Regions from separate parts of the Homo sapiens genome. Here regions 1, 2, 3 and 4 are each linked to region 5. The links are chromatin loops, found by intact Hi-C in ENCODE. Cell type or tissue: Caco-2. All regions are shown on one strand. Each heading gives the region's core, and the rest is flanking DNA. Links, peaks and the distances in the headings are about the cores only.

Region 1 (6,422 bases), core at 678-5,677, 58 kb before region 5:
AAAGTCTCAGGATACAAAATCAATGTGCAAAAATCACAAGCATTCTTATACAGCAATAACAGACAAACAGAGAGCCAAATCATGAGTGAACTCCCATTCACGATTGCTTCAAAGAGAACACCAGGGTTCTTGGTCTTCATGCCAGTTTAGATAAAATGACACGGACACACATGGAGTGGTTTTAAGGAGCAGAAAGTTTAATAGGCAAGAAAGAAAAGAGAAGGCAGAAGGAAGAGGCTCCCCTATACAGAGATAGAGCGAGGCGGGCTCCAAAGCTGAAAGAGGGAACCCCGCGCTTAGGTAGTATCAGCCAGTTATAGGCGATGGCTGGAGGAGGCGGTGTCTGATTTGCATAGGGCTCAGGGGATTGGTTTGACTAGGCATGTCATTCACGTAGCCCCCAGAAAAAACTGGCCCTCCCACCTTAGTCTTTTAACACGCAAATGCAGGGCACTATGAGTTCTGCACACGTGGGGATACGTGGGGGTGGCCACGCTTCCAGGCACATGTGGGGGCAAGGGCAAGAGGACAACCGTGAGAATCGCTATGTTGGGTGGACCCAGTTTCTAACGGCTTGCATTTGCATATTAAAGGTTGCCAGCTAGGGTGTAAGAGCCAGGGTTTTCATGCTAGACAAGAGCTGCGAAAAAACCTTCCAATAACCCTTTTTTCCTCTCTATCTGCCTAAAATAATTTCTTATTAACTCCTACCACAGTTAGTGTTAACTCCTTGGCTCCCAGTAACAATCCCATGTGACATTCTGAAAAAAACAGATATTTGAAAGAAAAAATTGGCCAAAAAGATGAAGTGCAGCAAAGAAATGAAAAGTGGTAATGCTGGAAATGAAATGCAAATTGAACATAAATGGAGTTATAGGAGAAATAGTAGACTGAGGGAATGTTGACATTGTTGCCATGTGAAAGACCCTGGATATATAACCAGAGGAACTTTGTAAAGGCAGACTTATCAACACAAATGAGTAAAGTAGTTGTAATGGAAAAGATGAAGCTGTCTCAAAGCAGGGGTCCCCAACCCGAGGGCCGCGGACGGTACCAGTCCGTGGCCTGTTAGGAACCAGGCCACACAAGAGGAGGTGAGCAGCGGGCAAGTTTGTTTACAGCCTGAGCTCTACTTCCTGTCAGATCAGCTGCAGCATTAGATTCTCATACGAGGGCAAACCCTATTGTGAACTGCTTATGGGAGGGATCCAGGTTTCGCGCACCTTATGAGAATCTCCTGATCATCTGAGGTGTAAAAGTTTCATCCCGAAACTAACCACCCCACTGCCCTAATTTTTTATGGAAAAATTGTCTTCCGCGAAACCAGTCCCTGGTGCCAAAAAAGCTGGGGGGGGCCTGTCTCAGAGGAAGTGATGCTGGCAAGAAAACTTCACATTAAAGGCAGTCTTAGAGATATTTGATGACACTGAAAGCATAAAGGATAAAATTAATGCTGATACAAACTTAGAAAGGAGTATAACAATTTGCCAAGGCATAGAAAAGACACGGGCTCTATATTGTGTTACATGACAGGAGAAACAAGGCTGGAACCACTCAAACTACTCTCGATTATTTTTGAAGAAATAACTCACTTTAATTCCCTATGTTTTTGATGCTTTAAGTTGCAGTATGCTAACTTATTTGTTTTATAAATTTTTAATTTCCCTATATATTTATAATCAGCAGTAGGAAAAATTTTAAAGTTTTGACAGAATTTTTTGAAGTTGTAGAACAACTGTAATTTTTGCCTTTGATTATTAAGCTCTCTTGGCACAGTTTCAGGTAGCACAGTCATTTTTAAAGTCCCACACTTCCATGCAAAGCAGAGATTGCTTGGATGATAAAGGAATTTACCTTACAGGATTGTTGGGCAGATTAAAAGAAGTGGTGCATGTCAACACCAACTATGAGATCTGACATATAGTAGGTTCTTAATGAGTGTTCTCTATTTTATGTGACTATTACCAGCTGCTTATTCTTTTAGGAATTTGGGGGAGTTCGTGTGATTATGTATGACCTATTTTATAATTAAAATTTGATAGATTATTAATGTTGGAAATTTTTTTTAAAAGTGTATTCCAAACTAAAAATCTAAGTCTTTTTTTTTTTTTTTTTCTTGACAGGGCTTTGCAATGTCACCCAGGCTGGAGTGCAGTGGCATATCATGGCTCACTGCAGCCTTGACTTCTTAGGCTCAAGTGATCCTCCCACCCCAGCCTCCCAAGTAGCTGGGACTATAGGCATGTGCCACCACACCCAGCTAATTTTTTAATTTTTTGTAAGGACAGGGTCTCTCTATGTTGCCCAGGCTGGTCATAAACACCTGGGCTCAAGTGATCCTCCTGCCTTGGCCTCCCAAAGTGCTGGGATTACAAGTGTGAGCCACCAGACCTGGTTTATTATTTTCTTCAGAACAATTTTTGATAGCTATCTACCCCCTCCAAAATATTCACAAAACTTATGAGTCATTCACAGACTGGAAACACCACATTTATGGGCACTTCCATTAGAAAAGTATTCAAATGAATTATAAATATGATATTGTTTCATTTCCTTATTTTATTTTCATCTATCTCTGGGTTTTCCCTTTAAAAATAAAAAGTGCCAAGTTCCTTTAAAATATGCTTTTGGGGATTAAGGAATTAATATTACATGAAGCTCATTTGGGAAACTACTAATGGAAGTACCATAATGATTATAGACAGGTAGACTTTTCAAAGGAATCAGTTCAGCAAGACTGATTCTTATGTGGGAATTTTAAGACCCAAGAAAAGCAATGGAAACAGAGCAGTAAGTATGTACTTATTACTTAGAGGTTGGTCCTATATTGAAACTAGAGGCTTAAAATACCCATGGGATTTTTTGTTTTTGTGTTTTTTTGTTTGTTTGTTTGTTTTAACTAAGTGATGATGTGTTTTGCTGATGAATGAGAACTTCTTTGAGGGGGAATTTGTGAGTTTTAATGCTCTTGAAAAACAATGTATCTGTTAATGGAATCTAGGCAGGTTACTGAACTGATTGATAAACTGAGTATGGCTTGTATCAGCTTTTGTCTTAAGGGAGAAGTAAAAATCATTTAACCAATAAAATGGCAAAGTACTTGTCGATAGATATTTTAAAAGAAGCAGTTGAGCTAAGACTGCAACCTAGTGGTGAGTTTGTGACTGAAAAACAGTGACTGCATTCATTCTAGGCCATTGATAAAAGGGGCATTTGAATTCAAGATGAGAATGAACAGGCAGAAGTCCATTGTGCCCTTGTGAAGACTGATCTGAAATCATGGTGGAGCAGGGCTAAAAATGGGGAAAGATGGCTGTTACCAGATCCTTGAGGCTGTTAATTTTATGTATTTTCTACTTTATCTGAAGCTTCTGCTCACTTATGTCAGTTTCTTTGTCTCTTTAAAGATGAAGACCTTGTCAAAACCACTGTAGTTTATCTTCTCACACTGGTTGCACTAACTTAGTTTATTTGTTTAATCAGTTTCACTTTAGGGCAGACTTCTGTTTCCTTTTATTTTTGTAATTAAGGCAATTCAGATCATACTCTTCTTTAATTCCAGTAAGTTTTTCATGTGAGAGGATTCCAAGATGATTCTAAATGTCATTCTCATTCTTTGACTCCACAATAGTGCTTGGCTTTTTACTGTGTAATGTAGCCTTTATTCCTTACAAATGCTTATTAGAAACTATATTTATTACAGTTTCACATTGCATTGTATTAATATGGAAAATATTATTGACATGGTAATGCTCAGACTTTGTTCTTTTAATGATGATCACCTCTCTCTCTCTCTTTTTTTTTTTTTGTTAGAGACAAGGACTTGCTCTGTCACCCAGGCTGGAGTGCAGTGGCATGATCATAGCTCACTGCAACCTTGAACACTTGGGCTCATGCTATCTTCCTACTTTGGCCTCCTGAGTAGCTGGGACTGTAGGCATATACCACCATGCCTGGCTAATTAAAAAAATTTTTTTGTAGAGACAAGATCTCGCTATGTTGCCCAAGCTGGTCTTAAACTCCTGGCCTCAAGTGATCCTCCTGCCCCAGCCTCCCAAAGCACTGGGATTACTAGCATGAGCCCCCCACACACACACTAAATATAGAATATTCAAGAAATATAGCATAAGAACTTGAATATTTTAATTGTTATATAACTTATTCTGAGTTTTTAAATCTGCTTGTATCTTTTCTCATTTTCTCATCAATCCTTTTTAAGCATATATTTAAGAATTTGTTCAGTGTTTCTTGATTTTTATTGTCAAATCATCCTTGTTCTTAGCACTCTGACTTTTAGTTAGCTTATATTAACTTTCTTTTATATAGTTTTATTTTACCTGCAAAACTACCTGTGATTTGTTTGTTTCCCCCTTCCAAATCTTTTTCCCTGGCAAAGCTTGATATTTAGGTGTGAAGGTTAGTTATTCTGTGTGCTGTAAAATCAGTCCTGTGCTTTCATAAGGATTATCAAAAGATAATATTATTAGCTTTTAAATTCTTTCTCCACTTCAGGTCTTCCACATTTAATTTAAGTGCATTTTCAGAAAATGTCAAATTATCTCAAATGTATATGCTTCTAAGTTTTGAAGATGTGAATCCATAGCTTCTCTGATCGCTCAGGATTGCAAGACTCACCACAGTAAATTGACTACAGAAAGCCCACCCCTGTCAGTGAAATGATGCTGTGATGGCTAATTTTAGGAGCCAACTAACCTGGATTAAGAAAAATCTAGAAACCTGGTAAAGCATTATTTTTGGTTGTGTCTAAGAGGGTGTTTCCAGAGGAGATTAGCATGTGAGTCTGAGCGCATGTAGGTGGAGAAGATCCACCCTCAATGTGAGTGGCCACCATCCAATCAGCTGGGGACCTCATGAGAACAAAAACAGAAATGATGGATGTATTGATCTATCTCCTGGAGCTGGGATACACTAATATCCTACCTTGGACAACAGAACTCCAGGGATTTCTGGACTCAAGTCCTTTGGACTCAAGGATTTACACCAGCAGCCTCCCTGATTCTTAGGTCTTCTGCCTCATACTGAGAGTTATATGATCGGCTGCCCTGGTTCTGAGGCTTTCAGACTATGAGCCATGCTACTGGCATCTCAGGGTCTCCAGATTGCAGATGGCCTGTCATGGGACTTCTCAACCACCATAATAGTGTGAGCCAATTCCCCTGATAAGTCCCCTCTCATACCTATGCAGTCGTGTCATCCAACAACAGATGTATGTTCTGAGAAATGCATTGTTAGGCAATTTCATTGCTTTGCAAACATGAGAGATTATACTTACACAAACCTAGATGGTGTAGCCTACTGCACACCTAGGCTATATGGTATAGCCTATAACTTCTAGTCTACAAACCTGTACAGCATGTTACTGTACTGAATGCTACAGGCAACTGTAATGCAGTGGTAAATATGTGTATATCTAAATATACAAAAGGTACTGGAAAACTACAGCATAAAAGATTTTAAAATGGCAGGAGCGCAAGGCCAGCCTGGGCAAAATAGTAAAACCCTATCTCTACAAAAAATAAGGAAATTAGCCAGGCATGGTCATGCACACCTGTAGCCCCAGCTACTCAGAAGTCTGAGATGGGAGGATCACTTGAGCCCAACAGTTCGAGGCTGCAGTAAGCTATGATCAAACCACTGCACTCTAGCCTGGGTGACAGAGACCCTGTCTTTTAGCTTACTGTAACTTTCTTACTTTATAAAAACTTTTTAATTTTTAAAGATTTTTCTACCCTTTTGTAATAATTCTTAGCTTAAAACATAAACACATTATACATCTGTACAAAAATATTTTTTCTTTATGCCCTTACTCTATAAACTTTTTTCTATTTTTTAAATTTTTTATTTTTTACTTTTAAACTTTTTTGTTAAAATCGAAGACAAAAACACACACATTAGCCTAGGCCTACACAGGGTCAGAATCATCAATATCATTGTTTCCACCTCCATATCTTGTCCTCCTGGAAGTTTTTGAGGGGCAGTAACACACATGGAGCTGTCATCTCCTCTGACAACATGCCTGCTTCTGGAATACCTCCTGAAGGACCTTCTGGAGGCTGTTTTACAATTAACGTCTTTTTTTTGGAAGTATAAGGAGTACACTCTAAAGTAATGATAAAAAGTCAGTGCAGTAAGTTTGTTTACACCAGCACCACCACAATCATGTGAGTTGTGCATTGTACTATGACATCAGCATGGCTGTAATGATATCCCTAGGTGATAGGAATGTTTCAGCTGCAGATAATCATATGGGACCCTCATATACACAGTTCGTTGTTGACTGAAACATAGTTATATGGTGCATGACTGTGTCTATGTCCAATTGGTTCTGTCTCAGTGGAGAACGCTGATACAGATGCCCTGTATGTAATTCAGAGATTATATCCAGTGATATAATCCAATGA
Region 2 (6,422 bases), core at 728-5,727, 97 kb after region 5:
ACTGCAGCCTTGAATTCCTAGACTCAAACAATCCTCCCGCCTCAACCTCCCAAGTAGCTGGGACTACAGGCATGCACCACCATGCCTGGTTAATTTTTTGGAGACACAGAGTCTCGCTATATTGCCTAGGCTGGACTTGAACTTCTGGTCTCAAGTGACTCTCCCACGCTGGCCTCCCAAAGCGCTGGGATTACAGGCATGTGCCACTGCGCCCGGCCTCTCAGGTTCCATACTAAGTAAAATAAATGTTGTTATGAAAAACCCGGCACTTTATTATTTAATTAAAAAATGGTTTCTTAAAATGTCTTCTATTCAACTGTCACTAATAGCAAGAAACAGAACACCTTTTAAAACTGAAAAAAGGTACCCATTATGTCTAACAAGTCTTTGCAATATACTAACATAATTCAATCTTTGAGCACTGTTCATTCTTTTTATGAAAATAAGAACATGTCTTCAATGACATTAATCAGTGGATAAACATAATCTGATTCAGTAGTTCCCATTTAACAGAGCACTAGTCAACTTTCATGTGGGTAGTTTGTACTGCAATAAAGTCATTTGGGTAATGTATACGCTCATTATTTTTATTCCATTCCAATTCCCACTTCTCTAGTCATGACAACATGCTCTTTCTAAAATACACTTTAAAACTTAATTTTCTATTATTCATTGTGTGTGGTGGGGGAATTTTCCCTTTACCTTTCTGAGTTCTTAGCTGGGACTGCTCCAACAAGACAGACCAACAAGAGAAAAACAGTTTATTAACATGTATACCTCATGTATACACAGAAGATTATCCAGGGAGAAATAAAAACTCTCCAAGAGGGAGCCTAAAACTCCAGCTTACATAGCAACTTCAACTCGAAAGGATGTGAAGGAAGGTTACCACAAAAAGCATGGTAAATAAGAGAAACGATTGTTTTGCAGATTTATGTTGTTATCTCTGTTGATAGGAGTCTCTTGCAATTTGGTCATCCTTCTCTTCCCCAGAAAGGGAGACACTCTTACAAATAGAGATTTCCTTTCTAGGTACACATTTCTCTTACAAAAAGGTAACTTGTGCTGTTTTCAGAGATGATCCTGTATCTGCTGGTTCTCAAAATAATCTGCTCAAAATAATCATTATGCCAAAGTGGCATATTTAGGGTGGCATATTGTGGTCTCCTATAATCAAAAAACCCTCTCACTAGTAGCATCTTAAGAGCATTTTGAGAAACACAAAAACAATACCTTACTGTGCCATATTTTGAGTTAGGTTGGGGAACCAACTTCATTTCTATTCGAAAATGCAAGAGGTGGTGGAAAAAAAGGAAGACTAGGAGGGAGAGAGAGGAGGAGAGAAGAACCTAAAATGTTCTTTAAATCCAATTCAGTTGGGGAGGGAAACAGGAGTGGTACTACATGTATGAAACAAAAATTTAAGGATTGTCCTCTGTTCTATATCTACTTAATTTTATATTTAAACAAATCTGTAATTGTTATATTCAAGGAATCTTCAAAAAGTTCACGGAATATGCATTATTATGAAAAAACTATGCAAGAACTTCAAATTTTTTTGTATGAAAATCAACTCTTACTAATTTGTCATAACATACCAGAACAGGATCTAGCTTGAGGTCCTAAGAGGGATAGGACAGCAGTCTGAAAGGGCCCCTATCAGAGCAATATGAATTACGCTAAAATTGAAGCAAGAACAAATATCAAATTTATGGTAAAGCTTGTGTAGAAGAAAAGTAAAATCACTGGTGAGTTGTGAAAAGTTTGTGAGGAAAATGCCTCAAAGATATCAACAGTTTACAAATAGATAACTCTTTTAAAGAAGGCATGAGACAATGTTCAAGATGCCCACAGTGGCAGACCATCCACATCAATTTGTGAGGAAAAAATTTATCTTGTTCATGCCCTAATTGAAGATGATTGAGAGTTAATGGCATGAACAATAGCCAATGCCACAATTCTTTTATAATTGGTTCAGTTTACACAATTCTGACTGAAAAATTAAAGCTGAGCAAACTTTCCATCCGATGAGTGCCAAAACCATTGCATCCAGATCTGCTGCAGACAAGAACAGAGCTTTCAATGGAAATTTTAAGTAAGTGAGATCAAGATCCTGAAGCATTTCTTTGAAGAACTGTAACAGGAGATGAAACATGGCTTTACCAGTATGATCCTGAAGATAAAGCACAACCACAATGGCTACCAAGAGAGAGAAGTGGTCCAGTCAAAGCACAAGCAGACTGGTCAAGAGCAAAGGTTGGCAACAATTCTTTGGGACGCTCAAGGCAGGTTGCTGGTTGACTTTCTGGAACACCAAAGAACTATCATGAAAAGTTAGCCAAAGCTTTAGCGGAAAAAGGCCCAAAGTTTCATCAGAGACTCCTCATACACTATGTAAATGCCCCTACTTACTCCGCTCATCAAACAAGGGCAATTTTGAGAGTTTCAATGGGAAATTATTAGGCATCCACCTTATAGACCTGATTTGGCTCCTTCTTACTCCTTTATGTTTCCTAATTGATATAGATTGGATATCTGTCCCCTCCAAATCTCATGTTGAAATTTATTCTCCAACATTAGAGTTGGGGCCAAATGGAAGGTGTGGTCATGGGGGCAGATCCCTCATGAATGGCTTGGTACATCCCCACAGTAACGAATAAGTTCTCGCTCTATCAGTTCATACAAAAGCTGGCTGTTTAAAAGAATGTAGCACCTTCTCTCTTTCTCACTCCCTCTCTCGCTATGTGATATGCCAGCTCTCCTTCCCCTTCTGCTATAATTGGAAGTTACCTGAAGCCCTCACCAGAAGCAGATGCTAGTGCCATGGTTCTTGCACACCCTGCAGAACTGTGAGCCAAATAAAATACCCAGCCTCAGGTATTCTTCTATAGGAACCCAAACAGACTAACACACCAGTCTTTAAAAATCTGTAGATGGCACCCATTTTTCTTCAGTTACCAATATAAAAAACACTGCATTTGCATAGTTAAATTCCCAGGACCCTCAATTATTTAGGGATGGACTAAATGACTGGTATCACTGCTGACAAAAGAAGTACCTTAAATTTGACGGAGCTTATGTTGAGAAAAAAAGTTATTTTTATTTCTATCTTAATTAATTCCATTTTTCCACAAACTTTTTGACGTCCCCTCATATTAACTTAAGAAAATGCAACCCCAGATGTTTTATATAAATGGCAAAAGAGATAAAAAAATTTGTCTTCCCCAGAAACAGAATAAATTTAGTCATTTAAATATCTATTCATAAAAAAATTGTTTCTCTTTCAGAAACACTGGAATAATTTTACATAATTCTGATCTACCATGTGGAGAACCACTCAGTAACATTCATTTTTATTTTACTGTATTTCAAAATACTGAGTAAATGTTTGAATTTCTAAAATATTAAAGATACTGTGCTACTCTTCATGGTGGGTAACAAGAGAAAATAAAACTGTCATTTTCTATACTGGAAAAAATAAAACCTTCTATAACAAAAACAAAAGGAAAGCCGTGGGAACCAAGCTCTGTGGCGCCATCTTTTGGACTGTACAAATTCTTAACAAAATTCTTTTACATTATTGTAAGAAAAAATTTATTGACCAGAATCAAGCAAGTACTATTCCTATGCCTTTTAAGCCCTGTTAGCTCCACGTTATTCTCACACTTCTGTACTAGGGTATGTTAAATAAGCAGAAGCCATTGAACTGAGACTGTCTCTCTGCACTTTGAGTTCCTTCATAATAAATTGCAACCTTAGTAAGAAAATAAACTGAAACCTAATTTAAGAGTATAGTTTTGTAACAAACAGCCATGTTTCAGCCAATCATAGGCAGCCAACTGATCAGACCACACCCACAGAGAGTAAATATCTCATCACACCATGCCCAAATAAGGCAAATGCCTTGCGGTAGCCAATCAGGTAATTTCTCTAATTTGCTTCCACATTCAACCTATGGAAGCTCACTGCTCATGCTGCAAGGTGGAGCTCTCTCAACCTCTTCTGGTTCTGCATGCTGCCAGATTCATGAATTGTTCTTTGCTCAGATAAAGTGTTAAATTTGTATGAAGATTTTCTTTTAACAGATTAAAAATGTATATATACTAAGCCTACACTAAGCAATTATGTGTAATACTAAAATTCTACTAAAAATTCTGAAAATAAAGGCTTTCTGAATAACAAACTGTAGTCTGAACACCTTACAAAAATTGTTCCTAAAGTGAACTCCCCTCCCCCTAGAATCATCATTACCTGAGAACTTGTTAGAAATGCAAATTCTTGGGCCAAATTCCAGACTAAACTAGAGATGGGGCAGGGAAAGAATCTGCTTTTTTTTTTTAAGATGGAGTCTCGCTCTGTCGCCCAGGCTGAAGTGCAATGGTACAATCTTGGCTCACTGCAACCTCCACCTCCCGGGTTCAAGCAATTTTCCTGCCTCAGCCTCTGGAGTAGCTGGGATTACAGGCCCCCGCCACCACATCCAGCTAATTTTGTATTTTTAGTAGAGAGGGGATTTCGCCACGTTGGCCAGGCTGGTCTTGAACTCCTGGCCTTAAGTGATCCGCCAGCCTAGGCCTCCCAAAGTACTAGGATTACAGGCGTGAGCCGCCGTGCCCAGCCTAGAATCTGCTTTTTAACAAGCCCTCCAGGTTACTCTGATACAAACTAAAATGTGAAGAACAGTCTTTGGGAGATTTAGAAAAAAGTCACAGGAGACACAACCACACACAAGAACCTGTAGAGCAGCAGTTTTTAACTTTACCTTCACATTGGTAACACCAGGGAGCTTTAAAAATGCCTAGGTCTCATAGCACCACTGCACTCCAGCCTGGGCAAAAGAGTGAGACTCCATCTCAAAAAAAAAAAAAAAAAAAAGCCTAGGTCTCACTCCACTGTCCACTATCCAATTTAATGATTATGGGAGATAAGGTAAGCCTAGGCACTGGAATTTTAAAAAGACTCCCAAATAATTCTAAAGTGCCAACAAGGTTGAGCGCCAATGATCTAGAGGATTACATTTTCAGAAGCTAGAGTTCATAAAACATCTTATATTAAGAAATGCTGGTGTCTTAAGTTTTCTGTTGCTGTAACTGAGTATCTGAGACTGGGCAATTTATAAAGAAAAGGAATCTATGTCTTACAGCTCTTCTGGAGATTGGGAAAGCCAAGGTTGAAGGGCCATATCTGTTGAGGGCCTTCTTGCTGGTGGGGACTCTCTGCAGAGCCCTGATCTGGTGAAGGGGCAAGAGCATGCCAAACTGGCTTTTAAAACAGACCCATTCCCATGGTAATTAAACCATTCTTCCTGTGATAACCTATTAATCCATGAATGGATCAAACTACTCTACCCTCATGACCCCATCACCTCTTGAAGGCCTCACTTCTTAATACTGTTACATTCAGGATTAAGTTTCAACATGAGTTTCGGTGGGGACAAATATTCAAACCGTAGCATTCCATCCCTGACCTCCCAAACTCATATCCTTCTCACATACAAATACATTCACTCCAGCTCCATATCCTCAAAGTATTGTTTCAGCACCAACTCAAAATTCCGAAGTCCAGAGTCCCATCTGTGAAGCCTGTGTAATCAAAACAAGTTATCTACTTCCAAGATACAGTGGTAGGACAGGTATAGGGTATACATTCCTGTAAAAAGTAAAGTAGAGGATCCTCTTCAAAGAGACTTTCCTCCCTGTCTAATTAGGAATAAATAGTAAATTCTCTTAGAAGCAAAATTTATTCAAAGACCTGTGCTAACATTCTTAGATATCTGCTAGCCTTAATAAAGAAATCAATGTACTTCGTGTTCTTAGCTCCCACATTTAGCCTAAATATTTGCCCTGGCATGCTTATACTGGTCCAAGCAAGCATTAGGTCATAGCCTGTTCCTCTTCCTTATTTGGAGGTGTTTTTACCTTTCTCAGCATTCCACAAGTTACTTCCTCCTTCCTTTGTTCTCCTCTGCCTTTGCCTCTTTTAGAAAGTTCTAAGTTGCTATCCAATTGGGACAAATACAGAATGTGAGGTCCCGTTCCAGCCAATGGAAACCGGACACAGCAGTAGGGTGAACGCGTCAGGTTATAAATTACCCTGTCCCCTTTGTTCGCTGTACTCTTGTAGCAAAACTGCCGGCAAGTGTACTCTTTCTGCAGAAAGTAAAAATGGCCTGGCTGAGAAAATTAAATTTATGTTCAAGTGCTATTTCTTTGCGGCACCGGGGAACAAGGATTTCTAACATTCCCATTCTAAAAGGCAGAAATAGGCCAAAAGAAAGGAGTAACAGGCCTCAATTAAGTCTTTAAAACCCTGAGAAAGAAGACATTAACTCTTAAAGCTAGAGAGTAATCTCCATTCCATGTCTGAATCCTGTGCACACTGGGATGGGGTTGGAGAGGTGGGCCCTCAAGGTATCAACCCTA
Region 3 (6,422 bases), core at 519-5,518, 130 kb after region 5:
TGATTTAGGTATGTTTCATTTGTGAAAATTCATCAAGTTGTATCATTATGCTTTGGGCTTTTTAAAAAATGTCCTAAAAGACATAGCTCTTGCACTCGAGAAACCCACAACGTAATGACAGATGTGCAAATAAAAACACTATAGTTAGAATATACTAAGATGCATGCTTTTTGTTTAAGAAGCTAAATTTAAGATCTATGGAAAGAGGTCAAAGCTAGAATCAGTAGCTGCAGCAGCCTGATAAGGGCTGTGCACATGTGCAGATACATATACCAACTAATGGAACTGATAAACTGACAATCTGTTAATTTTTCAAGAATACTCTGAGATTATATGAAGACCAACAGCCTGAGGTTTCACAAAAGGCAATATCACCAGTTACCACTTGTAACAACTTGGATGACTGAATTTATAAAAATATTTGTAATCCAACTTGCCTTTCAGAATTTATATGACTTTTTTATATTACATTCAAATTGAATAATACTATACAAAAGAGAGAAACAACCTATTTGTTTAAGTCAGTTATAATTCACATTCCTGAACTAGCATTTTCTGAATTTGTCTCACAAGTAAAATGTAGCCCAGTAATTCCAAGACTGGTCTGTACATTAGAATCACCTGGAGACTCGGCTGGGCATGGTGACTCATGCCTGTAATCCCAGCACTTTGGGAGGCCAAGGCAGGCGGATCACCTGAGGTCAGGAGTTTCAGACCAGCCTGGCCAACAAGGCGAAACCCCGTTTCCACTAAAAGTACAAAAATTAGCCAGGCATGGTGGTGGGCGCCTGTAATCCCAGCTACTCAGGAGGCTGAGGCAGGAGAATAGCTTAAACCTGGGAGGCAGAGTGTAGAAAGTAAAAAGTTTCCTCTTCAAAGTTTTTCTTCCTGTTAAAGAATAAATCATAACTGTTAGAAATAATAATTTCTTTTAAAGACTAACTTTCTTCATGCCTCCTTGCTTTGTGCTAGTAACTCTTTGTTAAGCCCTATCCTACGTAACTATTGGACATGCTCACGGGCATGTTCGAGCTCACAGCCTATTCCCCTTATTTAAAAATGTTATTGCTTCCTTAAACCTTTCATAAGCAACTTCTTTGTTCTTCCCTACACTTACCTATTTAGGCTATTAGCATATTGGGTATCAGTTTAAGAGTGTGAGGTCCCACTCCAGCCAATGGATGCAGGACACAGCATTAAGGACAACCCAAATGCGTAAGGGATAAATATGTCTGCTTTTCCTTTGTCAAGTGTGCTCTCGCCATTGTTCCATCTGCAATTGGGGACCCTTTCTGCAGAAAGTAAAAATGGCCTTGCTGATAAATCTTTTGCCTCCGTGCTGACTTTTCTTCACAACACCACTTATCTAACAATTTTGGTATTTCTAACACAGAGGTTGCAGTGAGCCGAGATTGTGCCACTGCACTCCAGCCTGGGTGACAAGAGACTCTGTCTCACAAAAAAAAAAAAAAAAAAAAAGGAATCACCTGGAGACTGCTAAAAATTCCAAAGCCCAGGTCACACCCAAGACCAATTAAATCAAACTCTGGAGGTGGGGCACAGGCACAGATACTTTGTTTGAAGCTCCCCTAAATGATTTCAAAGAACGAAGCTGTCATTAAAAATCAACACTAACACTTTATAATTATGAAACTGAAGTGACAGATCATATCTTATTTAGGGATACTTTCTAAATAAGGTTTTCATAATTACTTTTAAAGTGTGAACTACACTACCCTAAAACACCACGTCTAAAATGTTTTCAACTTGACTCAATTTTATCTTTCTGGAGATTTTAAGCATAAAAATCCAGAATGACTTTGGATTCCTTAATGAGGCCAGTACCCAAATGTAGGTTCAAGGTTCAAGAGGGTGTTGCCAGATTTGCAACTATTATGTAACAGTGTAAGTACTAACTGCAGTGTTTTAACAAGTAAACAAAGAGAACTCAGGACTAACTCCAAGTCCCAGTTTTATATATAAGACAGAATTTTATTTAACTCAAAGAAAGTTAATGTAAACCTATCAAACAAAGCCACTGTACACAATATTTATAGGTCACAAAAATCTGTGGACCAGTTACTACAAAAAAAATATATATATATGTATATATACATATATATGTGTATATATATGTATATATGTATATATACATATATATGTGTATATATACGTATATATATACGTATATATGTGTATATATATGTATATATATACGTATATATGTGTATATATATATACACACACAACCAAATTCCTTGTCAAATACTATATAATCACATTGCTTCCATTTGGTTGGTTGGTTGGTTTTGAGACAGAGTCTTGCTGTGTCACCCAGGCTGCAGCGCAGTGGCACGATCTCAGCTCACTGCAACCTCTGCCTCCCAGGTTCCAGCAATTCTCCTGCCTCAGCCTCCCGAGTAGCTGGGATTGCAGGCATGCGTCACCACACCCGGCTTATTTTTGTATTTTTAGTAGAGACGAGGTTTCTCCATGTTGGCCAGGCTAGTCTTGAACTCCCAACCTCAGGTGATCCGCCCACCTGGGCCTCCCAAAGTGCTGGGATGACAGGTGTGAGCCACCGCACCCAGCCCATTCGTTCTAATTCAAATTCAGCTGTCACTTAAAATTTGATATTAGCTTTTATACCTCAAAATGTAATTGAGAATTCAGTGTCCCCAGGTAATTCTGAATTTATGATCTTTCTTTTCTATTGGTTCCAAAACTGCCATCTGGTGGAGAGGAAGAGGGCATGCACCTCTCCGCTCCTTTTTTTTTTTGAGCCTGAGTCTCTCTCTGTCGCCCAGGCTGGAGTGCAGTGGTGCAATCTCGGCTCACTGCAGGCTCTGCCTTCCGGGTTCACGCCATTCTCCTGCCTCAGTCTCCTGAGTAGCTGGGACTACAGGTGCCTGCCACCATGCCCGGCTAATTTTTTGTATTTTTAGTAGAAACGGGGTTTCACCATGTTAGCCAGCATGGTCATGATCTCCTGACTTCTTTCTTGATCCGCCCGCCTCAGCCTCCCAAAGTGCTGAAATTACAGGCATGAGCCACTGTGCCCGGCCTGCTACTTCTAATTTCTTAATTAACTTTATCAGGCTTATTTCCTTCAACTGATGTCAACTTGGCTTTTTAGAACAGTTATTCTCAAAGTATGGTTCTTGGACAAGTACCATCAACATCCCCTGGAAACTGACTAGAAACTGAAATTCTCTGCCCCACCCCAGACCTACTGAACAAGAAACTGTGGGGCCCAGAAATCTGTGTTTAACAAACCCTCCAGGTGGTTATGATGCGTGAAGTTTAAATAAACAACTGTCTTAGATGAGAACTTTATCACTCAGGAACTTTTTGCAATTATCCAATAAAACAAACATGGCCTCACGAAATTAAACAACTACATGAAACTGCTTAAGCAGGAAGAAGACATCACAAAGTAGTGCTTAGTGAAAATTATTATCCCAGAAGTAGGCAAGGTGTGAACAGAGCAGAAAATCAAGTCCAGGAGGCCAATAATTTAGGCATGGGGTGATGAAGAACAGCAGATGTGGAAACAGAAGGGAGTGATATTATTAAGAGTTTTTATAAAGTAAAAACTCAATGGAAAGGAATGTCAAAAATGACTTTAAGATTTCAAGCCAGGACAACCAGGAGAATATAGAAAAGACAGGGAAAGAAGCTAGCTGGTTTGCAGGACGAAATACAAATTCAATTTTTTGAATTTGAATTTGTACTGACATAAGCAGAAATAGTCAACAGAAGAAAGAGACTAGAGGTTGAAAGAAAAGTTAGAACTAAAGGTATATCTTATGCCACATGCATGTACAATCACTGAGACACTGGAATCTCTCAGCTTTCTGTAAGGAATAAATGAGAAGGCTGCAGTTGAAAACTAATTGCCAGAAAGATGCCAACTGTAACTGTGGTATTGGTCAGCAGCATTTTATTTTTGTATTCTATTTATTTATTTATTTTTAGAGACAGGGTCTCACTCTGTCACCCAGGCTGGAGTGCAGTGGTATGATACATGGGCTCAAATGCAGCCTCAATCTCCTGGACTCAAGCCTCCTGAACAGCTAAGACTACAGGCGCACACCACCACACCTGGCTGATTTTTAAATTTTTTGTAGAGAGACAGTCTATGTTGCCCAGGCTGGTCTCAAATTCATGGGCTGTGATCCTCCAGCCTCAGCCACCCAAAGTGCTGGCATTACAGACTTGAGTCACCATGCCCAGCCGAGCAGTTTTAAAACTACTAACATTATCTGGATGGAATGGTAGAGATTAAAAAGAAGAAAAACAGAAAAAAACTACTAACATTTAAAAATCAAGACATTTCACCTAAAACTGCACTTTTTCCAGGTTTTCCAGAAAAATCAGTAATAATGGAAACCCTGGGTCTATATTCTATAAGGGCAACAATGGCTGGGGCTGAGAAGCTGCCTCCTCTCTAGAGCACTCTCTCCAGTTCACCAGTCCCCCATGCTGCCATCTAGCCAGCATCTTTCAATGCTTCCTTCTCAGCCTCTGCATTCAGGCTCATGATTCCTAACACAGAAAACAACCTAAAAGAGCAACAAAGATTGAGCCTTTGATCAACTAAGAAACAACTAACTAGAAGTAAAAGAGAAGACAGGCAAAGAGCAAGAACCAAAACAATACAGTTCAGCAGAGGATGGAGGAGATGGAAAAGGCAATGAGGCCTATTAACAACCTAAAAGTACCCTCTTCCTGTTATTTCTATTTTTAGAGACTAGGTTTTTCCATGTTGCCCAGGCTAGAGGGCAGTGGCACAATCATAGTTCACTGTAAACTTGAACTCTGTGGCTCAAGTGATCCTCCCACCTCAGCCTCCCAAGCTGGAAGGATAGGCGTATGCCACCATACCCAGCTAGTTTTTTTATTTCTTATTTTTTGTAGAAACGGGGTCTTGCTATGTTGCCCAGGATTGTCTTGAACTCCCATGTTGGCCTCTCAAAGTGCTAGGATTACAGGCATGAACCACCACACCCAGCGAAGAGCAACCTCTCTGATGAGGCTTCCTGACTCCCTCTCCCTATCTAAATCTGGCTCTCATAACTGTACTTGTCCCTTAAGACACTTACCAGAATTGGTAATCAAAAATTACTTTTGTCTAATTATGTGTTTCCTATCTGCTCTCCTTTCAGACTCCAAGGGCCCTACATAAGGAACAGTAGGAAAACCAAGTAGTCCAGAGTGGCTACAGGATAATAGAAATGCCTAGAACTGTGCTTCCCAGCAAGTAGAACAGAACAGTAGGTAATTGTTCATCCATGAATATACTGGGGCCAAATCTGTGAAATCCAGACTGGTAAAACTGTATTTAATTGCATAAGCAGAAGGGCACCTCTGTGAGATTCTGAGAAGAATGGCAGGCACTGAAGTAAAACCTTAGCGAGATTAACCTGGCAATCTTGTACAGAAACAATTCACACTGGGAAGAGGAAAAAGTGATTAACTTTGAGACTACTGTTGAAACCTGAATCCACAGGAAGAGGTTAAGGTTTGGGAGTGTGGGAGAACTTAGGTAAGTTTGAGAATCTAGAAGAATGATAGTGCCAAGAGAGACAAAGAGTAAGGGTTATACTTACGTGCAAATTTATTTTTCTTTTCCTTTTTTCCTTTTTTTTTTTTTGAGACAGAGTCTCACCCTGTCGCCCAGGCTGGAGTGCAGTGGCATGATCTCGGCTCACTGCAACCTCCCCCTCCCAGGTTCCAGCAATTATCCTGCCTCAGCCTCCCAAGCAGCTGGGATTACAGGGCCCTGCCACCACACCCAGCTAATTTTTTTGTATTTTTAGTAGAGACGGGGTTTCACTATGTTGGCCAGCCTGGTCTTGAACTCCTGACCTCAGATGATATGCCCGCCTCGGCCTCCCAAAGTGCTGGGATTACAGGTGTGAGCCCCCGCGCCTAGCCCTTAAGTGCAAATTTATATATGAGGTGCAACTGAGGCATTCAGAGGGTTGTGACCAGCATTAGAGCTCAGGGCAAGTCAGGTTAGACAAAAATTTGAGTTACCCTAAGACAGATGATTTGGGAACCAAAAAAAAAAAAAAGTCCAAGAGCTAAACTGGCACTGGGGTAAGGAGAGGCGGTGGAGAGTGGCATTAGAAAAGTAGGCCAGTACCGAAGAAGCCAAGGGAGGCCAGAGTTCAAGTGGGGCTGCCCAACACTGTCAACCATGGCCCAAGGCCTTTTTTCCTCTCAGAAACACTTTCCGTGGCACCCTATTCCCTTATACAGTTGTGGGTTAGGGTATTGTGGACTGGACCATCTTGGCCTCTGCTTTCTAGGATAATACCCACTTCAGGGCTGAGTCTGGAAAAGGCATCTCAGATCAAAGCCCCCAAAATGGTCCTGGCCTCACCTACAGAGTACTGCATCTTGGAACGTGGGGT
Region 4 (6,422 bases), core at 617-5,616, 91 kb before region 5:
TACACAATTTATGAGGCCATAGTAGGTATTTGTAACTCCCTCTTCCACTTCCCTTCCCATGCTCCCTTTGCTCAGTTATCATTTTAGCTAGGTGTTATTATTTATCAGTCAGAGTGACCTGAACCTTCATTCCTGAAATATCTGAACCATTGTGGTTCTTGCTTGGCTTGGTTTGCTCTAATCTTGTAAATTTTACCATGGATATGGAAGGAATTGCTCAGATATGGATATGAAAGGAGTTGCTCAGAGAATGTCTTGCCTTTGAGACATGGTCTTCCCTCTGTTTTGTAGTACCACCACTTTTCCCACTTTATGATTAGGATTAATTGTCCCAGCGAATACAGTAATCCCTTTCTTTCCTTGTTGGTTCAGTGCCTTGAAGACCTCAAAGTGGCTGATGTGGCAGTCTCAGCTTCCATTCAAAGGAACCCTTCTAGTGTTTCCTGGAAAAAGTATTCCTTCCATGGAAACTAAGAGCACAACATTGTGAGGTTGGAAACAAAAGTTATGTGAGTAGGTCATTAGGAATAATAATGGAACCACCAATACTTTTACACTTTCATTTTCAGATCTAAGTATTCTGGCTATGGAAGAAATAGCATTATATATTAGTTGCTGGCTTGGGAAATATACAATAACTTGTGGGACAGCAACCTAGTCTTACAAGTGGCAACATAAGTTGTCAATAGATTATTCTACCATTTAATCAAGTCAGATTTTTCCAACAGACATGAAACCATTTCTTCAACTCAGATTCCTTAAATCTCTCATCAGTGAGACTAGCCAGATCATAGTGGGAGAAAAGAATCCTATGTTCTTAAGCCCACACGTGATCAACATGCCCGTTGCTAGGGCCAAAGTGTTCATGGGCCCATTGTACAAGCGCCAGGGTAGCTAGGGGAGGCAGCTAACTGGCATCCACAGGATTGGCCATACTCTTTACTTGATTACTGAGAATCTGTTTTACAGTGGATGCCTTTTAGTAAGCATTAATTTGGGACACAGATATTCTCACTCTGCTTACTCTGAGAGGCCCGTCCTAAAACTCTTCCTCAGGCCTCCCTTTAACCATTCCTCAAATTCTGTTTTCCAACCCGCTGACTCCTTGGCCAAAGTGCCACTTGCCTGTGAATCAATGTCGATCTCTACTTCTGTCTGTCTTCCAGTTAGGTTTTGAATCATACATCATGAACCCTTCCACCCTGAGGTCTTTCCACCCTGCTCAGGGGCATCCTCAGAGCAGGCTCTATAGTGTTCCCAATTGGTCATGAAACCAATAAACCTCTATAACCTTTCTAGTCAGAATGGGACAATCTTCTATCTTGTTCTTTTTACTTAAAGCCCTCTTCTCCCTTCCTTCTCCAGGGCTCCTACCATAATCTTTTGTATAAAAGATAAGGAGTTTTAAAACCTCAGATGGCTTAAGTTTTCCCCATGCAAAAAATTCCGGACACACACAAAAAAGTAGAAAAGAACCTGGCTACCTGCTTGAATAATTGGAGAGGAAAAAATTACAGAGATCATCCCTGAAACACTGTAAAGTATGTATAGCTGATATTATTATACCTATTTTAAAGATGGCAGAAAGGAAATGTGGAAGGAGTAAAGTGACTTTGCCAAAGCTTCCATAACTACCTAAGAATATGATCAGGGACCAGGATTATGCCTTCTGGTACAGTGAGAGGAGAGTGAATGCACAAACCCCATGATCGTGATATGTCTGGGGACCTCTGATTTAAGGAGTGGAGAAAGAGAAGTATTGATTGGTAGAAGAAAAATGAAGATGCAAAGAGCACTCATGAGTGGGTGGTCCCAGAGCTCTGAGTAGAGGGTAAGAATCAGAGTCAGGCCTTCCAGAAAATCCCAGTATAAGGTCCTTTACCATCGTTTCCTTTTTGTCCCTTTGCTTAGTACATTATCAACAAGTTTTAGAGGCAAAGAATGGAAAAGGACGTAAAAAGAATATCCAAATAAATATTTCAAAAAGATTAAAATAGAGATGTGGAACATAGGTAACCTAGTGAAGGACAGAACTACTTAACATTCCAAAAATAAATTTGAGTCAGATACAAAGTTGTATAAACTCATAAAGGCTAAAGAAAAAAAAAGTATCATGTTAATATCAATTAGAAATTCTCTCTTCGGCAAAATTGAGTTTTAGTTAACTAGATCAAGTGAATATTTTAAAATCAGTGTAAGAGATTTTTCCTGGACATCTCATTTTGTGTGTTATAGATACTTTTATTAGTTGTAACAGAAAACTCCACTGATGGAAACAGGCCCAAGAATTGAGGAGACATCTTTACATTCTGGTAATCCCAGCTGTGTGACCTAAAGCAAGTCATTTAACCTCTCTGGGCCAAAGGCCTGTTTCATCAATTATGAAGTAAGGAGGTTATGCTAAATGTCCTCTAAGCGTTCTCCCAGCTCTCAAAATCAGTTTTTCTATGAAAATTTTAGTTATTCTCATGGAAGCCCTGACTTAGGTTTTTAGTTTAAAAGATAGGCTCCAGCAGGGGTCACTATAGCCACATCGAGCTTTGAGTCCAATGCTCTTTCATGTTGTAGTTGATTGTGTGCAAATCACAGTTACCCTTTGTCTTGATTTTTCCATCTGAGACATAGACTCTCTTTGTACCTAAATGTAATCCAAATCGATCTTCAAATGTACTCAGCATGTCCATTTCAACTAGGTTTTGTTGTTGCTGTTTTTGTTCTCTGATTCTTTTCATTTATTTATTTATTTATTTTTACGCTGAAATTGGAGATCATTTACTTCCTTTGACTCTGGGGTCCTTCAGAAAAATATATTTTATTTGATTAGCTATGTTTAATTTTTTGCCTCTGAGAACTGTGATGAGTAAGTATATTTCTTTAAATATATGAGATTACATTAAAACAAAACACAAAATTCAGTCCTATCCTGAAGGTTTTTAAAAATTCTATGTACACCTGAAAAATGTATTCAGCTCCTTTAGAACCCCTTTTTGAAAATTCTAGAATTCTTCTAATGGCTTCTACTCCTCCATAGTTAACTTGCTACGTACATGAAGCCAGAATAGACTAGTTCATATATCCAAGAGCAGGGTAAGGATTTCAACGCCAGTTCTAATTTCAATATTACATGTTTTTGCCCTAAAAACTTAGTGACTGTACATACACCATAAAGAATTTGAGGATCACTGTTGATGCTCAAAGGTAGACATTCAGCAAAGTGTTACTCCCGAAAAACCACAGGACTCCCCAGAGTCCTAAGTTTTAAGAGTAAGTCTTGAGTCTTACGTCCTAAGTCTTAGGACTCTTGAGGACTATGATTCAATTTAGGACTACTCCAGAGGGGTTCAGTCTGCCCCAAATGCCCTCCACAAATTCCATATACTATGCAAAACCTAACACTGGTTCAATTGTGCTAGGAGTCAAGGAGAGTTAACTTCTTACACCATGCAGAGCAGTGTTTCTAGTCCTTTGGCCTGGTATATATGCCCCTTTCCCCAAACTACTCTACTTAACCTAGAGTAGTTCTTGTAGGTGTATGGTGTGCAAATGTAATCTCATTGTCCCTTTTTTCTCCTTATAACTACCTGCCTGCTCCTTTGGGAGAGACTGATATTACCCTTTTCAATTGCAGCACTCCTGCTGCTGCTGCCATTTCCAATATTATTGTGTTAAAGTCCTCATCTAGGCAGGTAGTTGGGTTTATTTCTAGTTGTTAGCAAGCGAAGAAAGCCTTCTATACACTCCTTTCACAGTAAGTAGGGGATGGCCTGGTGACAAACACAGTGAAAGTGATGGTGTATGACTGCTGAGACTAGGTCATAAAGGGCATTGCAGCTTCTGCCTTGGTCTCTTGGATTGCTCACTGAGAGCCAGCTGCCATGCCTCAAACAGTGCCATGGAGAAGATCTGAGGCCTCCTGTCAATAGCCAGCACCAATTCGCCAGGCACATTAGTGAGATAGCTTCAAAGCAGATTCTTCCCAAGTGGATTGAGTCTCCTCTCCAGACTTCTTCAGAACAGTCTTTTTTCTACTTATGTATAGCCTCAAACAACCACCTCAGTCTTGATTTTATATAACCAAGTTAGCTGCCATAGCTAACTGATCACGTGTCTTTGAGTCCTAGCCTGTGTAAGGTTTGTATCCCTTGCCTGATCATGTGTGAAAGATGGAGGTACATAGTTCAGACAAGGCTCTGATAAAAGGCAGAAGGTGACTCCCAGGGAAAAGTGTGTGAGCTGAACAGGTCCCTCAAATGGTTTCTATCAATGTCCTGTCCTACTTCTCCCCTACCACTAGTACTTTCTTATCACAGTACTAATACTTAGCGCACTGTAGTCTAATTGCCTGCTTATTTTTAATGTCCGCTCTTTTCTGTAGGCTCCTGAAGGGCATGGACTCTAGCTTATTACAGACATACCCTGGCATCTAGCACAATACCTGGCACATAATAGGTAATAACATAAATTTTGTTGTAATAAATGAATAACTTTGTTTCAAAGGTGTAAGCCTTATAAAAAGACTTTGATATTTTTACTGTAGAGTTGCTAACACATTAATAGAAGAACCATCCACACAATTTGAGAACTGAATTTTACTGTTTACCAGTTGACACTTTGCTTCATATTTCTAAGAATAGGAAATGCCTATAAAGTTCAACAATATACTGCCTTTAAAAAGAAACTTTCTAATGCCATGTAAATCAGATAACTTGTCAGCACGTCAGTGGCACATGTCTACATTCAGGGACTGAAACAGAAACTCATTTTAAATTTAATTCTAAAAGACTGAAAAATATTATTACAGAAAGTTCCAGTTTGACACATATGAATTTATTTCAGAAAGTCTGCTATCTCACAGGAATTCTAACACTAGGATACTTTGATAATAACTGAAAGGAATTTATTCAAACTGTACTAAAATATGCTACAAGAGTGACCTACTTTTGAAAGTAAAGAACTGTTTCCTATGTTTCTTAAAGTAGAAGAGAACTTATTTGTATCAAATTAGTAGTTTATCCTCTTTTGTTAAACACACACACACACAAGTAGCCCAAATAGAACCATTTTAAGAACTGAAGAGGCCATGTAATCTACTTTATTGATTACAAAGCCTAATTGATTGTGTAAATTATGTCTTAAATTTCTAGAGGCCAAACTTTCGATCTTGAGTTTGTACCAGAATATCCCTGTGATCCCTTTCAACTACAGAATTTTAGGATTCTAATTATAAACACAGAAAATATAAATGTGCTTAAAATTCTTGGTTTCTAAAATAGTTTTTAATACTTGAAATAATATGATTACAAAGTAATACATATTCATCACAGAAAATTTATAAAATATAGAAAACACAAAGCCAAAACTAAAAATCACTCATAATTCCTTTATTCAGGAGTAATTAATATTAATATTTTTGTTTATCTACTCAGTAAATAAACAAATTGACTGACTACAATATCTTCCTCAGAAATTAAATATTTTTACACATTTTTAAATGACTTATCATTAAACATGACTATACTATATTGTATTATGTTATGTTAATATATGGCAATTTATTTCATTAATATTCTACAGTAGGACACTTAGATTCTTTCAGATTTTTGTTATAATAATATTCAAAACACATACTTAATGGCAAATCTTTTTGTAAATATGTGTGTGGAGGCTAAAGCAAAATTATCTGGATGCTAATTTGTCATGTTGACTGCTGATTAACTCCAGTTCCAAGAAGGCCTCTAAGATTTCCAGTTTATTGATTGTTCCTTGTGTAAGAGAATGTACTTACTGTAAATCCTGCCCTTAGGTCAAAATGACCTTGATATTATACATCAATTGTCCTACACATTCCTTCTGAATCACACATATCTTTTCCTTATGTTCTATAAGTCCTGGGTCTCGGGGGTAAGGGCACAGGGATCCACCGTTTTGTCTTGCCACTCCTGAGACACAGGCATGGTTTCTGTTCCTAAGTCCCTATCAAATGTTTCTTTCTCAGAAACTGGGTTTGTCAGCCTCTTTCTTTGGCCTCTCTGCTTCCTTGGACTTTCTGGGGTAGGTTTGCATAGACCTGTCCACCTCAGAACAATATGTATATGTACTATTTAAAAACATACACATTAATACACATATTTTTAAGAATCTGAGTCAATTTTCCAAATTATCATTCAGAAAGATGTAGTGATTTAGAAGTCTAACAGAAGTATTCAAAAGTTCCTGTTTCCCCCAAATCCTTGCCAGTCCAGAATAATAGCCTTTTAAGAAATCATTGTCGGTCTGATCTGTGAAAAATATTATTTCCTTGTTGTGAGGATAATTTTATACCAGATCAAAGGAGAGGAGTAGGTATTAAAACTAGAGTTCTACTGACTAATTCTAAACTCTGTGAAGAGTTTTACTTACAGCGAGTCGATTGCTAGAAGCAG
Region 5 (6,422 bases), core at 505-5,504:
CTTATTTTGTAACCTGAGATAAGTTCTAGGGGTAGGGGTGGAGGTGGTGGGAGCAGGTGGGGAGTTAGTGTCATTTTCTATTCTTTATAAATCTTTTCTGTGATTTGCGTTACCTCTCTCTAGCGTACGTGAATTCTCTAGCCTCCATGTGAATGAACACTCGCAAACTATGCCATCCCCCTCTCCAGTCCTCACCACTTCATTATCAGAAAACCAACTGAGACATTTGACTCTCTGATATGCTTGTAAGAGCCCCAGTGGCAGACAAGTGAATCCCAGGGCCCGGATCCTTCCTGACAAGGCCACATCATCTCACTGCTTAGAGTACTTTTAGAAAGGAGGTCCCTTCTGCCTCGCCGGCATAACCTCCCTTGCTTCTCCCAGAGGTGCAAGCTCTGACTGGTCTGCCTGAGGCAAAAATGGAAGTTAAAGGTGCTCGTTTAAGTAGAGAAACCAGTGGCGGGAGTCAGCTATGTACCTCTGTGGTCTGTCTGTCTGACGTGGAAGTTTTATGGGGCTGGGGATGGAAATGGGAGTTCTTTACAGAGCAAAGAGTATGTGAGTGCCTTGATTTGATTCTGCTAACTGCAAGTTTACTATTTAAAATGCAATCCTCAATCCAGCTCAGTATTTGTTTCCTGTCAACAGCATGGACCCTAGGGTGAGATTGCTTATGTTCAAATTCCAGGATTTTATCATTGCTGTTTTTATGAGTTTTACTTCTATGAACTCTGGAGAAAACAAAACCACTAAACACTTGCTACGGCCCCTCACCCTAACCACATTCACCTCAGGCCATCGCTGGGTCCTTCGTCACCCCTTTCACTTCATTCCCCAGCTTTTAAAAAGTTATCTCAGCACTTTCAAAATCCTGCAGTTTGTCTCTGCCACCACCAGTTTGAGGAGTTCTTGGTTCCTGTTGCCTCTATCCTTGTTCAAGCCCAGGTGAGGACAGAGGGGCAGAAATGCTATGCCCTGACTCCCAGTTCTAGGCTGGGCAGCTGGGAGGAGAGCCAGCTTTCCCGAATCCCAGGGGCAGAGGGCGCCAAGTTCCCTCGACGCATCTTCCCTCCAAGTCTTACATGGCACCATCTTGACCAGAAGCATGGCCTGCAGTCCTGAGGAGAGAAGTCAAGGCTATTTTCCAGGCCCAACCTGCAAGTACCTGTTCACACTGGCCTGGACCTGAGAGAGGCCCCACAGAGAGGAGAGCAGAGAGGGCCACTCACAGAAGGGTGGTGGTGCGGTCTCCCCACCAGCCCCAGGCTTGTCCCTCCTGCTCTACTCTCTCCAGTGCACACCCATGAGGGCAGCCGGGCAGATGGCAGAGGCCACGGGCTAGGTCCTCCCTTAGTCATCCCTGCCAGACCTGACCTGGGTCTCCCCCACCAGCTTGGCCAGCCCTATGATGGCGAAGGAAGGGTCAGGCTCCAGCCTGGCAGGAGCAGCTTGGCTCGGTGTGTAGGCCTCGCTCCCTCATGGCCCGCTTCATCTGTAGACCAAAGGCTGGTCCAATTTGTTCTCAAACTGAGTGAAAGAAATTTTCAAGTTTATGGGTTTCTCTTCTGATGGAGGCCAGAGACTCTCACCCACTTTTTCTTTCCTTCTGACCTGGTAACTGGGAAGTAAAAAACACAAATTTCTAAGTGTCTCCTCTGCCTAGATCACATCAAGAACTGACGCCATCCCCTCAGTGTGGAACCCAGGGGTCTCCTAAGGATGATTCCAGCACTAGGTTGATAGAAGTTTAAAGCTGGGGAAGGAAGAGCACAAGAAAATTACATAACTTAAGTGAAGAACTAGGCCTAAAAGTGGAACCTTGCATTTGAGCATAATTATTTAGCATGGTGTGCCTGAAATATGTAGAACTGAATAATTTGTTTTATGTAAGTATAATCAATTTGTATACATTAAAATTGATACTGGCTGGGTGCGGTGGCTCACACCTGTAATCCCAGCACTTTGGGAAGCCAAGGCGGATGGATCACCTGAGGTCTGGGGTTCGGGATCAGCCTGGCAAACATGGTGAAACCCTGTCTCTACTAAAAATACAAAAATTAGCCTGGCATGGTGGCAGGCGCCTGTAATCTCAGCCACTCAGGAGCTGAGGCAGGAGAATCGCTTGAACCTGGGAGGTGGGGGTTGCAGTGAGCCAAGATTGCGCCATTGCACTCCAGCCTGGGCGACAAGAGCAAGACTCCATCTCAAAAAAAAGAAAAAAAAAATGATACTTATCAGAAAAATCAATTAATATAGGTATACTTACATTCTATGATTGTCAGGATGTACCAACTCCAATCCCATTAATCATACTAGCATGAAGAAAAATTACATTTCTGGGCCACTGGGTTTGTATATAACCTTAGCTAATTTAAGCCTGGATAAAAATAAGAATGCTTGATTCATTTAAAATCTGAGATTCTGGGATAGATTTTTGTGTAACTTAAACTTCTCAACTCTTCTGCAATCTAGGTTTATTTTTTACTATAATGTACCTTCAAAGAGCTAAGTCTCAGTTTATAGATTGTTAGTTTTTTAAGTTCCACTCTCTTTCGTTGTACTGCTGAACTCTGGGCCTCTGTGTCCTCATCTGTAATGTGGAGTCAAAATTATCACTAAGGTCCCTTCAAGCATGAATTTCGCATTGACTAATCCGTTGTAGAACACAAGGAAAATAATGGTTCTTTTGTAGTTCTCTTGGGACTTTTACTATTGCTAGAAATCATGCTGGGCAGATGCAGGCATCACATGGACTGTGCGGGGAAGTGTAACTCAATAATGGCCATGTTTTGAGGCAGTGGTATTCAATGCTTTAAAGAGTGAGAAAATGGCCTTTAGAGATACTTTGTTTGAAAGAGAAACACGCTTGGAAAATGTTCTTGAGTATTTCTGTATGGAAAAGTATAAAATGGATATGTCCTTTAAATGTTTAAGTACTTCCAACACTTTTGCTCTGCATACTCATGGTGCAAACGAGGTGGGAAGGGCGGAATCCCTGGCCTAGCTCTGCGAGAGTGGGGTTTCAGGTCAAAGCAGGTCTGGCAGCTCTGCCCGGCCCAAGCGCAGAACCCTTAGCTGGGAAGGCCGCGGCCAGGCTGCGGGGCCCCCTGCAGGCGGGCTCAGTGCCCCGGCCCAGCACCTGTTGTCCCAAGGCAGGCCCCGCGGGGGAGAGGCCTTGGAGGGCAGCGCCCCCTCTCACCAGGGCGGAGCTCAGGAGAGTTCGCAGCCCAGGGGGCCGAGACCAGGGGCAGGGCCAGCGAAATGCCTCGCTGGCTCTTACTTTCATTGACCTCTGCGATGCCTCGCTGGCTTCTGCTTTCATTGACCTTTGCGGGTCTGTTCCCGCTGCGGCGCCGGCAGCTGCTTGGTAGTTGCGGGGGGCGTGAGGGCGGTGGCCCAGACCAACCGGCTGGCAGCCCAGCTCCGCTCCGCCCGCCCCTGCCTCGGACCCTGCGCCTGAGGAAGTATCGAGGCAACCCTCTGCCACCCGAAGTTCGTGGGTCGCTCCCAGAGGGCGCGCCCTGGAGCCGAGCGCCCTTGGGCGGCCATCTGGAGGCCAGGTGCGGGCCGCGAACCCGCGAGGAGCGCGCGGCGGGCGCGGCGGCGACGGCAGGAGGAGGGGCCGGGAGCCCGGGCGCCGCCGAAGGACGCCCCGTCCTCCACATGCTGCCACTTGGCTGAGCCGGGCGCCGGCGAGAAGGCGGCGCCGCTGCCCTGGCAGCTGGACTGCACTTTGCCCCCGCCCGGCCTCAGCTGCCGCCCGCCCAGACGCCAGCAAGCCCCCCTCCCACGACAGGGCTGCTCCGGGAGCTTCGGAGACCCGCCCCGGGCCTGAGCGCAGGCTGCCTCCGGGACCCCACGGCTGTCCGGACGTGCCATGGGCGCGCAGCTGCCGGGCAACGTGTTGTGTAAGTGAACATCTGGGAGGTGGGTGACTGGTGAAGGGCGGGTGTCTGTCGGTCTTTGCTTGTCAGCTGTGCCTTTTAGATTTTTCAATGGCAGAAACCCATGAGTTACAGGAGGCTTTAATTAAACGAGACCGTTCTCAGCCAGCTGCCGTGGATAGAGCCTCACATCTCCGTCCCCTAATCGAGAAGAGTTAGCCCCTACCCCTTCAATTTTGTTCTGGGCTTCCCAGTGAAAGGTATCTCATTATGAGTTGCAATTCCACCCTGCTGCCTACCTGAAGAGTGAGTGAAGATTTTCAGGTAAGAGATTTGCCCGTGAACATTGCATTGATATGCCAAGCTGTCAGGCTTGTGCTCTGAATGGCATATCATGAGCAAAGTATTAGCTCTCGTGCTCTTTGGAGCTGTGGGAGGCTGAATATTGAGGTGAAATGATGCAAATAAGAAATTAAGAGGAGTAGACGGGTAAGATCCTTTAGCCATGAGTTAAGGGGTCAAAGAAGCAAAGCGGAACAATTGGAGTTGTCTCTCTTGTCTCTGGTCTGACACCAGCCCTTCCCCTATCCTTTAGGGAATTAGGTTAACATAAAATTGTAAACTAGTAAATGTTCTTATCAAAGACCATCTTTTTAGGATCTAGTGTATGTGGCAGCTCTCTCAGGGAAATTTTTAGATAAGAATTCGGAGGAATAGGGAATCTACTTTTATTATGACAAAGTATAAATCAAACCAAGATCAACAGTTGGCTATTCCTTTTTCCCTTTGGATGAGGCTGTTTTCAAACACCTAACATGGCTATCATAAATAGATGGCAAATAACATTATTTAGGCATTCTGCTTTCAAGCAGAATGGTCTGGAAGAATAATTTCAGTTTTTAATTTTGTTTTGCCATTAAACAAAAATTATAATCATTACTTATTTAGGTCCACACAATGTTGTAACAAAAGGATGCTTTAAAATTGTAGACCAACCTCCAATCCATTTTATTATCTCCTCTGTAGCACTCCTGACAGGCCAGCCACATTTTGATTGAACACTTCAGTGACAGGAAGCTCATTACATTTTGACGGGTTCCTCCTTTTCTGTTGTTAGCAAGGCCTTGTTTACGCTGAACTGACAATCACTTAGGAAGCAGTACCTGTTTCTCATTAGTCCTACCTGGCCAATAGCGCTCCAACTGTGAACTTAGAAACAAGATTTTTCTGCAAAAAGGATCTGAAACTTTAGTCAGTCTGAAAAGGGTCCATGACCCAAAAATAGTTAAGAAATGAAAGGTCTAAAGTGATACAAAATAATATTTTTGTCTCCTTTGCTTGACAGCCTTTCAGATCCCTGAGCCTCAGTTTCTCATCTGTAAAATGGGAATAATATACTTTGTCTAACCCTAGGGTTACTGTGAGGATTAAATTAATAATATTAATAAAGTACTTAGTAGAGGTGCCTAGGAGTCAGTAAATGTTAGTTATCTTCAATAAATACTAGTTTTTATGTTTCCTTCCTTACCTAAGACCCCTCTCTGTGCTAAAGATCCTTAGCCCAAAATTGAATTCAATAAGTCAGTTTAACCCAAACAGTGCAGGGTGCAATGAGCTGCCATCTTCAAATAAAATAATCTATTGCTTAATTGGCATTTGTAGTAAATACTCAGAAGTTGACTAAAAACCTCACCTCCATACCCCGTGTGCTTTGCTGTCAAGCAAAGGAGACAAAAATAAAGGTAGGCTTTATTAATTTTTAAATTATGCAGTTAAGCATTTCTTGAATCTGAATTTCTTTTTTCTCTTGGCTTGTATTACTTAAAGCCTCTGTATGGTTTGCAGTTTGTTAGATAGACGTTTTAATCTTATGTCATTCATCATGTTAATTCTACTTTTCAGTTTTGTGTCACCTACACATTTGCTGAGTTTATTCACCAGACATTCAAGTCACTGATAATAGATAGGACAAGTCCTTTTACTGTGACCGTGGTACCTCTAGAAACCTGTGGCACAGTAGGAATGGTCCTGGATTTTTGGAGGCTGGTTTTGGAGTCTGGCCCTGATACCTATTAGCTTTGTGACCTTGAGAAACTTCAGTATCAATAAAATGAGGTAACATCTGCCTTTCAGGGTGGTTGTTAAAATTCAAAGTATTGAAAGTGCCAAGTACGATAATGGCTGGAAATCTAGTTGGCCTTCAGTAGATTTTGCTTGAACTAATGAATTCGCTGGACTCAGCCCTTTCTTATCAAACTATTCTAGTCCATAGAGCAGTCTTCTCCATAAGGACATTATGAGAAAAATGTCTTGCTGAAAAGTAAAGATCTTGCATATTCCCTGATCTACCACAAAAGTAAATAACATTAGTTTAAAAATGAATGATTCTTAGCAAATTGTTAGTTCCTAGAAATCCGCAGTCTTTTCCTCCACCCCTCATTTTTCCTTGTTTAATGTTTAAGTTTCGAATTTTGCCAGAGATAGATGTCAAACTATTAGTCTGTAAAGTCTAGGAATTCTAATTCTTTCTTTTAATTT

What was found. Hi-C counts contacts between places; a loop is a spot of excess contacts. Peaks named below come from ENCODE experiments on the same cell type or tissue, not always from the same donor. Only the 100,000 strongest peaks of a DNase experiment are listed, where the experiment ranks them.
Region 1: a loop joins it to region 5, with 7 times the contacts of the local background. A loop is called at or near these places in 9 of 110 quality-filtered maps.
Region 2: a loop joins it to region 5, with 5 times the contacts of the local background. A loop is called at or near these places in 8 of 110 quality-filtered maps.
Region 3: a loop joins it to region 5, with 2.3 times the contacts of the local background. A loop is called at or near these places in 14 of 110 quality-filtered maps.
Region 4: a loop joins it to region 5, with 11 times the contacts of the local background. A loop is called at or near these places in 42 of 110 quality-filtered maps.

Annotation. Positions count from the first base shown.
Region 1 is chr2:190,119,016-190,125,437 of GRCh38, forward strand. It overlaps a transcript of AKAP19 not described here. Among named protein-coding and RNA genes, the nearest start is that of AKAP19, 59 kb to the right of the region's middle. In Caco-2, for the core only: CTCF peaks have their summits at 3,088 and 3,287; a DNase peak (open chromatin) is centred at 5,143.
Region 2 is chr2:190,273,884-190,280,305 of GRCh38, forward strand. The region is part of intron 6 of HIBCH (3-hydroxyisobutyryl-CoA hydrolase); the gene reads right to left. Among named protein-coding and RNA genes, the nearest start is that of HIBCH, 43 kb to the right of the region's middle. RefSeq lists enhancers at 3,740-4,034, 6,094-6,422. In Caco-2, for the core only: CTCF peaks have their summits at 3,518 (motif pointing left) and 3,814; a DNase peak (open chromatin) is centred at 5,530.
Region 3 is chr2:190,312,186-190,318,607 of GRCh38, forward strand. The region is part of intron 1 of HIBCH (3-hydroxyisobutyryl-CoA hydrolase); the gene reads right to left. Among named protein-coding and RNA genes, the nearest start is that of HIBCH, 4.4 kb to the right of the region's middle. In Caco-2, for the core only: a CTCF peak has its summit at 2,663; no DNase peak of the experiment used is centred there.
Region 4 is chr2:190,086,522-190,092,943 of GRCh38, forward strand. It overlaps a transcript of AKAP19 not described here. Among named protein-coding and RNA genes, the nearest start is that of MSTN, 27 kb to the left of the region's middle. In Caco-2, for the core only: a CTCF peak has its summit at 2,532 (motif pointing right); a DNase peak (open chromatin) is centred at 2,521.
Region 5 is chr2:190,177,202-190,183,623 of GRCh38, forward strand. It overlaps AKAP19 (A-kinase anchoring protein 19), which reads left to right and starts at 3,662. Exons shown (of 2, transcript NM_001042519.2): 1 at 3,662-3,908. RefSeq lists silencers at 3,018-3,117, 3,388-3,837 and an enhancer at 3,616-4,415. In Caco-2, for the core only: a CTCF peak has its summit at 3,178; DNase peaks (open chromatin) are centred at 3,150 and 3,790; H3K4me3 peaks cover 1,600 bases.